2 separate regions of the Homo sapiens genome follow, and region 2 is linked to region 1. Evidence: read pairs that join two places in POLR2A ChIA-PET (ENCODE). Cell type or tissue: Panc1. All regions are shown on one strand. Links, peaks and the distances in the headings refer to the core of each region. The heading gives the core; the rest is flanking DNA. Region 1 overlaps GALNT7 (polypeptide N-acetylgalactosaminyltransferase 7). Region 2 overlaps SAP30-DT (SAP30 divergent transcript).

Region 1 (5,385 bases), core at 85-5,084:
AAATAAGTGTAGTCCAACTATGCAATGACTAAAAGAAAAGGTATTTGTTTTAATTTTTACATATTCATAATATGAAGGAAAATGAGAAAATCCTGGAGTGGCTGAGTTGCATCAGGAGAAAGAAAAGAGAAATTATGCTTCACGACACACAGACTATAGGAGTAAGACTAATAAACAAAATTAAGAAACCAATATTTTTATTAAACCTCATATTTAACCCCATGGCACTGACTTAAATTTCTTAATACTAACTCACTAGGCAGAAGTTTAAAAGCCTTAGAGTGCTTTAAAGTCCACAACTTTAAGTTATGAACTATGTTGGGGTAAAGAACAGGGAAGAGATAGTGAAACAAGTAACTGCCACAAAATAGTTGCTCTTCTAGTGATGGCTTCTGTTTCTCTTCATTTAATTGCTGGTTTTGCCAGAAAGCACTCCAAGTTTCAGCAATCTTAATAGACCATCTTATAAAATTCAAAATCATGCCTTGGTTTTTTTCAAGGGCAGGTGAAAAAATTTTGCAAATGTGGTGTATATGACAATTTCAGATCTGTAATTCCCAGTACACAGGTTTTTTTTTTTTTTCTAATGTCCTCTTTCCTCAAACCATCTCAATACTAAAATGACCAGATGGTTAAAAAAAATTACAAATCTATACATATCCTAACAACAATTAAAATATTTCTACAGTGAAATTAAAAAAGCAATCCACAGAGTTTATTTATACTGTGGACTATGTCTATGTATAGTACATATATTTAGGCAAGAAATACACCAATAGCTAATGATAATTATCTTTGGATAGGATGGGTTGTAGATAATTTTGTTTCTTACTTGCTTTAACTTTGTAATATTTTCTACAATGAACATACATTCTTTTTTTCTTAATGTAAATGTATTTTAAAAGTAAGTAGGCCGGGTGCGGTGGCTCACACCTGTAATTCCAGCACTTTGGGCGGCCGAGGCGGGTGGATCACGAGGTCAGGAGATCGAGACCATCCTGGCCAACATCCGTCTCTACTAAAAATATTAAAAAATTAGCTGGGCATGGTGGTATGCACCTGTAATGCCAGCTACTCGTGAGAGTAAGGCAGGAGACCCAGGGAGTTGGAGGTTGCAGTGAGCCAAGATTGCACCACAGCACTCCAGCCTGGTGACAGAGCAAGACTCCATCTCAAAAAAAAAAAAGTAAGTAAACAATAATATTTTCCTCTTTCCCCATTTGAGAACACTGTTCATTTAAGGATATAACTTTTAAGGCAAAAGTCTAAAAGTCCAGGAGAAAAGACAATATTCAGCCCTCCTTCACTTACAATTCAAAATAATGAATTCATAATAAGTTTGCAGAACTTAAGTATTTTCATTTTTAAAGCACTCTTGAAACTATGTACAAATTATGGTGCTCATCCAAGAAGAAGGAACAGAAGGAAGGAAAAACAGTATGTATAAAAGTGCAAGTTAAACCCAGCCATAGAAGCTCTGATAAACGTATCTAAAGGAAGCACAAGAACATTGCTATGAAGTTGATTTTATGTCTACTTTACAGATGAGGAAAAGGAAGCTCTCAGAAAGTAAATCACTCAGCGAAACTCACTAACGCTATTAACAGTGATTGCACCAGCATTTTAACCCATGTCAGAGTCCATGTGTACTTTTACTATATAATGATGTCAGCTTTTATTTTTAATCCGCCAGCTGCCACCTTGTCCTTGGGGAGCTATATGTTTCACAATAAGGAAAATTACACATCAATATAATTTCTCTAGAACATTTAGTATTCATAAGGATTAATGTTCATGGTTATCAACGCAATTTTTTTTTAAAATAGACCCACTCATCCTTCAGACTCCCCAACCCCATGACAAATGATTGGCTTAAGCCATGACCTTGTACTATATAGCAGGCCCCTCCTCCTTTTATGTGGCACATACTTATCTTCTTCCTACACCTTAAAGTTCACTCTCCTTGCCCTATGCCCAAGCTCTCATAAGGAATACCATAATCAAGTTGAATGTAATTTCCCTAGGAATCTTTCAAATTGATTAAGGATGTGTTTGAGTTTTTCAAAATCTCAGTGAGACAGTGACAAGAAAACATCACTAGGATAGCAGCTTATCCCAAAACCATAAGATTGCTAAATCTCTTGAACCTAAATAATGCTTATTTATCTCTTTCTTGACTAGCACACGGTTCATACAAACTGCAGACTCTAAGATGTATACAAGGAAATTAAAAAAACAAAACAAAACACACTTTCCCAGCAGCACAGATTTAACCCCCACTACTTCCTGGTAACTTGTTACAATACAGAGTTCTGAATTTAGTATTCCTAAACTGTAAGTCCTTTTTGCTTGTGCTAAATATCTACTACATTTTAATTCATTATACTGCCTAGGACAGGAAGCATTTAAGCAGTATTATAAAATAAGAAATGCAGTACCTGTATTATTTTAAGAGTAAGGGATTTCTCTCAATCAAGTATGATAGTAATTAAAACCCTAAATTATACTAGCTTCTTTTCCCCAAAAGGAATTTTTCCACTTTTTTTTTTTTTTGAGATTCATTGATCTTCTTCACTCCCAGTAGTAAGTTAAGCATCTAAGAGACACTGTCCTTTCAAGATTCCACATGCCACCCAGTGCACCATTTACTCTGTACATAACATGGGCTGTCCATGCTGCTACACACTTTCACGGAGTGGTGAAGAGAATTCAGTGAACCTGAGTCTTCTCTGGGCAAAGCAAAGGTGATTTCTGACTGATAACAAGCAAACTGAAACAGATCAAATTTCTCATGCATTTTGCTTCATGACAAACCTGTCAAAGCACGGTGATTTTTGTTTTGCTTTTTTACTTTTTTGGTTGTCAGTCAGCTGTTACCAATGTATTTTTTAACGTACACATGTAAAATCCTAAATAAAGACAAACAGGAATATCAGTACTGGTCCATGGATTTAAGAAATTAGGTAAATTAATATGTATCTAAATGGATAGTACCAGAAATAAATCAGGAACCTGACTTAAGAAGGCACTGTATATGTTCTGATCTTTTTTACCACTTAAATATGGTTATCATGTAAAACTGTGGCAAGTGGCCCAATGCTCATAGACAGCTGACAAGAAGTAATGGGGATGGAGTGAAGCAGATTGAAACATCAGTGTTCAACTTTCATAATATTAATATTTCAAAGTACCGAAAACCCTCTCCTAAATCAGTTTTTTTTTTACATTATCAGGAAGTTGTTCCATATAGTAATTTAAATTTGATTTGATTTTCATCACTGCATATATAAGGCAATTTTAAATTAAGCCCACTTCTCCCCCTCCCCCTCCCCCTCCCTCTCCCTCTCCCTGGTCTCCCTCTGATGCCGAGCTCCCTCTCCCTGGTCTCCCTCTGATGCCGAGCCGAGGCTGGACTGTACTGCCGCCATCTCGACCCACTGCAATCTCCCTGCCTGATTCTCCTGCCTCAGCCTGCCGAGTGCCTGGGATTGCAGGCGGGCGCCACCATGCCTGACTGGTTTTCATATTTCTTGGTGGAGACGGGGTTTCGCCGTGTTGGTCGGGCTGGTCTCCAGCTCCTGACCGCGAGTGATCTGCCAGCCTCAGCCTCCCTAGGTGCAGGGATTGCAGACGGAGTCTCGCTCACTCAGTGCTCAATGTTGCCCAGGCTGGAGTGCAGTGGCGTGATCTCGGCTCGCTACAACCTCCACCTCCCAGCCGCCTGCCTTGGCCTCCCAAAGTGCCGAGATTGCAGCCTCTGCCCGGCCGCCACCCCGTCTAGGAAGTGAGGAGCGTCTCTGCCTGGCCGCCCATCGTCTGGGATGTGAGGAGCCCCTCTGCCCCGCCGCCCAGTCTGGGAAGTGAGGAGAGCCTCTTCCCGACCCTCATCCTGTCTAGGAAGTGAGGAGCGTCTCTGCCCGGCCGCCCATCGTCTGGAATGTGGGGAGCGCCTCTGCCCCACCGACCCGTCTGAGATGTGAAGAGCGCCTCTGCCCGGCCGCGACCCCGTCTGGGAGGTGAGGAGCGTCTCTGCCTGGCCGCCCCGTCTGAGAAGTGAGGAGCCCCTCCACCCGGCAGCCGCCCCGTCTGGGAAGTGATGAGCGTCTCCGCCCGGCAGCCGCCCCGTCTGGGAGGTGGGGGACAGTCCCCGCCCGGCCAGCCGCGCCGTCAGGGAGGTGGGGGGCAGTCCCTGCCAGGCCAGCCGCCCCGTCCGGGAGGTGGGGGGCAGACCCCGCCCGGCCGCCGCCCCGTCTGGGAGGTGGGGGGGCGCTTCTGCCCGGCCGCCCCGTCTGGGAGGTGTACCCAACAGCTCATTGAGAACGGGCCATGATGACGATGGCGGTTTTGTCGAATAGAAAAGGGGGAAATGTGGGGAAAAGAAAGAGAGATCAGATTGTTACTGTGTCTGTGTAGAAAGAAGTAGACATAGGAGACTCCATTTTGTTCTGTACTAAGAAAAATTCTTCTGCCTTGGGGAAAAAAAAAAAATTAAGCCCACGTCAACCCAGGAAAATTTGCAGTCCTTTGACAGAAAGGAGCCTTGTGCCAGAAAACCCAATCCCTAATCTTTCTCCCATTCCTGCTCAATCACTGATCTTTACATTTCATCATTCATCCCTCTCAAGACCTGTGGTATTTCAAAGGATATAACAGCCTATTAATGCAGCTTTAAAAAAAAAAAAAAAGTGCAGCGTGTGAGAGGAATAGTGGGAGGGGGTGCACAGAGATGACACAGAGAACACATTTTTTTTAAGTTCCATTATCTCTAATTTTAGAAATGAAATTTTATTTTCTCATTATCACTGGCTCAAGAGTTAAAGGTTCGGTTACCTTTTACCTTTAATTAAAAAGTATCAGGTACACAGAGAAAAAGCAGTGTGTGTGTGTGTGTGTGTGTGTGTGTGTGTGTGTGTGTGTGTGTGTTTATGTGTGTGGATTATGAGTAACCTGCTAGCCTCACCATTCAAAGGTTTGGTTATCTTTAATTTAAAAGTATCAGGTACATAGAGAAAAAGCAGAGTGTGTGTGTGTGTGTGTGTGTATTATGAGTAACCTGCTAGCCTCATCATTCAAAGGTTTGGTTATCTTTAATTTAAAAGAATCAGGTACATAGAGAAAAAGCTGTGTGTGTGTGTGTGTGTGTGTGTGTATTATGAGTAACCTACTAGCCTCATCATTCAGAGGCAACACGCTGTTGTGTCTGTGTGTGTGTGTGTGTGTGTGTGTGTATTAAGAGTAACCTGCTAGCCTCATCATTCGGGGCAACACGCTGTGTGTGTGTGTGTGTGTGTGTGTGTGTGTGTGTATTATGAGTAACCTGCTTGCCTCATCATTCAGAGGCAACACGCTGTGTGCCCACATGGCAAGTTTACTTTTTCTAGCTAC
Region 2 (5,385 bases), core at 74-5,073, 180 kb before region 1:
GAAAAAGAAAGATGATGACTGATAAGTACATTGTGTACCTCCTTAAGCTGTGCTGTCCAGTAGGCTGTCCTCTAGCCATATGTGGCTACTCAGCACTTGAAATGTGGTTGAGACGGAAAAACTGAATCGTTAATTGAATTTGAATTAAACAAAAACCAAAAACCTGATGCTCGATTCAATTGTTGGAATACTTTTAAGTGTGTTTGCAACAACTCAGATATATGAATCTGTTTTTCCAACTTAAATTTTATGAACTCTAACTTTAGCATATGAATTGAGATGTGCTGTAAGTATATATCAGCTGGACTTTTTTTTTATTTCTGGACTTACTACAAGAAATTTTCAAAAAGAATATTGAAGTGCACATTAAAAATTTTTATATATGTTTAAATGTTTTGGATGTAATGGGTTAAACAAAATATTACAATAAATTGTACCTGTTGCATTAGATAACACTGGCTTAAAGTATTACAACACAGTAGGGCGTGGTGGCTCACGCCTGTAATCCCAGCACTTTGGGAGGCCGAGGAGGGTGGATCATCTGAAGTCAGGAGTTCGAGACCAGCCTGGCCAACATGGTGAAACTCCGTCTCTATTAAAAATACAAAAATTAGGCAGGCATGGTGACACAAGCCTGGGGTTCCAGCTACTTGGGAGGCTGAGGGAGGAGAATTGCTTGAACCCAGGAGGCAGAGGTTGCAGTGACCTGAGATTGCACCACTGCACTCCAGCCTGAGCAACAGAGCGAGACCCTGTCTCAAAAAAAAAAAAAAATTACAACACAGAATAATTATATATTTATGGATACATGTTATATATTTATGGATACATTTTCTTAAGTGGTAAAAATGAGAATATATGGATGGGATGATACATCCCAACTTCAGGGTGATGCTCATCTCCAACGAAGGAGGCCAAGGAATTTGTATATGGTGTCAGAGTAAACATAAAATATAAAGAGATGAATTTCTAAATTTAATGGTTTTTTGGGGAAGCAAGAATTGCAGTTCAGGACATACACACAGACTGAGTGGTCTTTAGTATGTCAGAAGAACAAAGAGAAGGTCGAGAGTTTTATTAGAAAGAGAAATGTTGCTACTGTTTTGAAAGAAGGTTCATTGGCACTATAGTAAAGTTTTGGGAAGCTGGCAAGCTCTGATTGGTGAGTGAGAGTGGTAGATAAAACCAGTCTTAGTCATAGGAGATTGTTTCAGCAACTACTCGGTAAAACTGGTCTTAGAGTTACTGCAGGCCGTTTCAGCAGCTGGGTTGTAAAAAACTTAATTCTTAATGCTAGAGCTGTGTGCCCTGATTGCTTTCTCCCCTGGTCCCTCGATTCTGATTTAGTTGGGTATGACAAGAATGATCCAGATTGTATGATCAATTTTCACACTGGGAATGGCTTAAAGATGGTTTCTTCTGAATTTTAAAGTTTTTATTTATTAAAAATATCTGAAACATGACAGTGGGATGTTGAATTTTCATATTTTTCTTTGTACATTTATGTGTTTTTAAAATAGTTCATGAAATTCATATTGTTTGGTTCTTGTGCTTAAAAAAGCTTATATCTTCTGCAAAATGTGACCAAATCATGTAAATTCAGTAGGAAAAAGAAAGATGCTTACTGATAAGTACTTTGTGAATCTCCTTAAGCTGTGCATGTATGTATATGTATAGTTATCAGTTTCATATGAAGCTTACTCAAGTAAAGAACTGTAGCTATGGCTCCTTTACACACAATACAATGGTTGTAAAAAGATCCTATTAAACAGTCACTTGTTGCATGCTAGAATCTTTTTCTAGGCCCTGGAGGCACAAAAATAATTGAGAGGGTCCTAGCTATTTGGGAGCTTCTTGTCTAGTAGGGCAGACAGGTAGCTTAACAAGCACATAATACAAACCTCAATAACAATAGAGAGAAAGTACAGGCATAGCACATAGGAGGAAATGATTCATTTCTGGCAAGTTGAAAAGATTGCTGGAGTAGGGGACATGTTAATTCTCACTGCCAGATTTAAAGTGTATCTTGAGTGAATCTATTTGTTTAGATACATTTTTACAACCATGTTTTGTTACTTATTTCTACAAATCTTCATATTTAGGGCAGGTATAAGAACTCTTTGATTTGAGTGTAACTCACAGTCAAGGTTGGAATCAGGTTTTAGGGGGGCTTCAAGATTATATAATCTGAAAGGTCTTTTTAAAGAAGTATGTAAAATTATGAATGCAAAATTAAAATTAGGTACAGGACTTCATAAGGGTCTATCCAAGTGAGGGACTCTGAAGTTTGAATCCTTTAGCTTCACAGTAAATCTACCTCAGAGTAGACTAGGTAAAAAATATAGATCTATGAAACCTTAATTATAGGGGGGTTGTTCATATCAACAAAAATGCTCTTTGCTTTCTAAAATGGTTCAAAATATGATTCTTAAAAAAGTATGTATCCGTGCCTGTCTTCCCTATAGGCTTTTAACATGATTGCATTTTTCTGGCTTTACTTTAAAATAAGCAACTAAATAATTTTATTTAATTTACAAAAACATATAAATTGGCCAATAATCCCAACATGACCACAGTAGAAAATTCAAATAATACAAAAAGGTTCATATGAAAAACAAAAGCCTGTTTTACCTCATCTCCTCAAATCCCTGTCCCTTGAAGCAACCAGTGTTAACAGATTATTGTTTCCTTCTAGAAAAAAGTATGCATTTACTAGTATATACATCTCTATATGTGAATAATTCTATATTTTACAGCAAAAGTTCATTCCGTTTTACACCACCTTTCCTTTATCTAGTTTTAAACTCAGCCATCATACAGAAAATTGTATAAAGCATGAATGTCCAGTTTAAGCAGTGCTGTGGTTTCAGTGTTTGTGTGTGTCCCCTCCCAAATTCATTGTGAAACTCAATCCCCAATGCAACAGTACTAAGAGGTGGGGCTTTTAGGAGGTGGTGAGGCCACCCTCATGAATGTGATTAGCGCCTTATGAAAGGGATAGAGGGGGCGAGTTTACCCCTTCCATCTCTTCCACCATGTGAGGATGCAGCAAGAGGCACCATCTTGGAAGCACAGAGCAGCCTCCACCAGACACCAAGATCAAATCTTGATCTTGAACTTCTCAGCCTCCAGAACCTTGAGAAAATAAATTTCTGGTTTTTATAAATTACTGAGTCTCAACTATTTTGTTATGGCGGCACAAATGAACGGAGACAAGCAGTTATGGTAAAATGCACATCCGTATAACTGCTACCCAGGTCAGGAAAGAGAACATTGCTGAAAGGGCCAGCTTCAGGGACTTGCAGTGGCACAGGACCCCAAGCTCAGAAGCCAACATGCTCCACTCTCCTCCTCCTTCCTGCTTGACATTTAATGCCCTGCAATCACCATCATGTAATTCTCAATAATTTTATCTTTGAATTTGTGTTTTATCAGTGAAGTATCAATGGGACAATGCATTGATTCAGGCAACATGGGCCTCCTGCCACCTCCCTTCCTCCCCAGAATGAGTTCTGGCTGCTCACTCTCTCCACTCCACCCCACCCCACCCTCTGCTCTGGCAGAGGCTGAGCAGGAGGTACGGTGCAGGAAGTGTCTGGCTGAGGTGCAGGATCCTCCCCATTTCCTCTGAACCAGGAGTCAGGCCCCTAGCTCCTTTGGGTCAGTTTTCCACCTGTGCCCAAGGGAGTGCCACATTAAATAGCAAATAAGAAAACACCATGTGAGGAGAAAGAGAGGGAGGGAGAGAAAAAAGATGTTTGTTCTGGACACCACAAATTATGTAGATGGCCCTGATTGACAACATGCCAGAAAGCCATCACCTGCCACTTCTTCATCATAAATCCCATCTCCCAGCTAGCAGGAGTAGCTATCTTGACTTTTATGGTATTTGTTACCTCGTTTTTCATTACAGTTTTGCCACATAGTTCTTCAACTTTTTTTTTCAGTTTTGCTGTTTTTGAACTTTATATAAGTGGACTCATATACTTTATATTCTGTTTTCTTTGGGTTCATTTACTCTGTTTTTCAAAGGTCTACTTTTATGTAGTTTAATTCTTTCTCTTCATTATGGTATGAATAAACTACAATATATCCATTCTATTGTTGATAGACATATGGATTGTTTCCCGTTTAGGGCTATTAAAAGAATGTTGCCATGAACATTCTTATTCTTGTACATGTATCCTGATACATACGTGACTGCAGGTCAGTAAGATATATATGTTGTTAAGTTGGAGTGAGAACTTCCAGCTCCTTGCTTACATATGTAAACAGAATTGCTGAGTTTTAAGGTAGGCGTAGATTCAACTTTACTAGATATTTCCAAACTTTTACACTTCCTTAAGCAATATATGAGAGTTCTGTATCTTTGCCTACCATTTGATATTGTACTTTCTAAAAAAGATCAAGTAGGTATGTATGGTATCTAATTGTGATTTTAATTTGAACATTCTTAGTTACTAATGAGATTATATATTAATTGGTCTTTTGGATTTCTCGTTTGGAAGTTCCTAGTTAGGTCTTTTGCCTATTTTTCTATTGGGATTGTGTCTTTTTCTGTTGATTTGTAGTAGTTATTCATGTTTTCTGAATAACAGCCTTTTCACAATTTTACATATTGCACACATCTTTGCCTACTTCATAATTTGCCTTTTGACTCTGCAGTGGCAACTTTTGTTTAAAGTCTTTTAATGAGGAAAAAATATATCTATCTTTTCTTTTCTGACTGATGATTTTTGTGACTTAAGTAAGTTCCTTATCCCCAAATCATGAAGATATTTTTCTACATTATCTTCTAACAGCTTCATTGTATTGCCTTTCTCATTTAAGATTATGATTGATTTTTGTGCACAGTGGTTGAGGTACAATTTTATTTTGTATATGCTACCCATTTGACCAAGTACCATTCACTGGAAAATCTATCCATATTCCATTCTTTTACAGTGTCACCTTTGTCATAAATCAAGTTGTATGTATGTAGGTCTGTTTCTGAAGCCTAGTCTTTCCATTGTACTTTGCCAATTCCACAGTCTTAATTATAAAAGTCGTTCAGAAAAATTTTGATAACCTAGAAGTATAGATCTTCTACCTTATTTTTTTTTCGTCAAAACACAGACTTGGTTATTCTTGACCCTTTGTATTTCCTTATACATTTTAGAATCAGCTTAAGTTCCAGAAAAAAGAAAAACCAACCAAATGAACAATAAGACAACAACAACAACAACAAAAAAGGCCTTTTGGGATTTTGGATGATATTGCATCAAATCCATACATTAACCTGAGAGACGAGCGACTTCTTCAACATTGAGCCTTCCAATCATGATTTTCAATTCATTTAGGTCTTCTGTAATGTTTCTTAATATAATTGTATTTGTTGCTATGCAG

Evidence for each region. Peaks named below come from ENCODE experiments on the same cell type or tissue, not always from the same donor. Only the 100,000 strongest peaks of a DNase experiment are listed, where the experiment ranks them.
Region 2: POLR2A ChIA-PET joins it to region 1 with 9 read pairs; 5 of 35 experiments call an interaction of 5 or more read pairs at or near these places.

What each region holds. Positions count from the first base shown.
Region 1 is chr4:173,182,582-173,187,966 of GRCh38, reverse strand. All of the region lies in intron 1 of GALNT7 (polypeptide N-acetylgalactosaminyltransferase 7), which reads right to left. Among named protein-coding and RNA genes, the nearest start is that of GALNT7-DT, 16 kb to the right of the region's middle. In Panc1, for the core only: no CTCF peak of the experiment used is centred there; no DNase peak of the experiment used is centred there; H3K27ac peaks cover 4,387 bases.
Region 2 is chr4:173,363,972-173,369,356 of GRCh38, reverse strand. All of the region lies in intron 2 of SAP30-DT (SAP30 divergent transcript), which reads left to right. Among named protein-coding and RNA genes, the nearest start is that of SAP30-DT, 4.0 kb to the left of the region's middle. RefSeq lists an enhancer at 1,648-1,717. In Panc1, for the core only: no CTCF peak of the experiment used is centred there; no DNase peak of the experiment used is centred there; H3K4me3 peaks cover 261 bases; H3K27ac peaks cover 160 bases.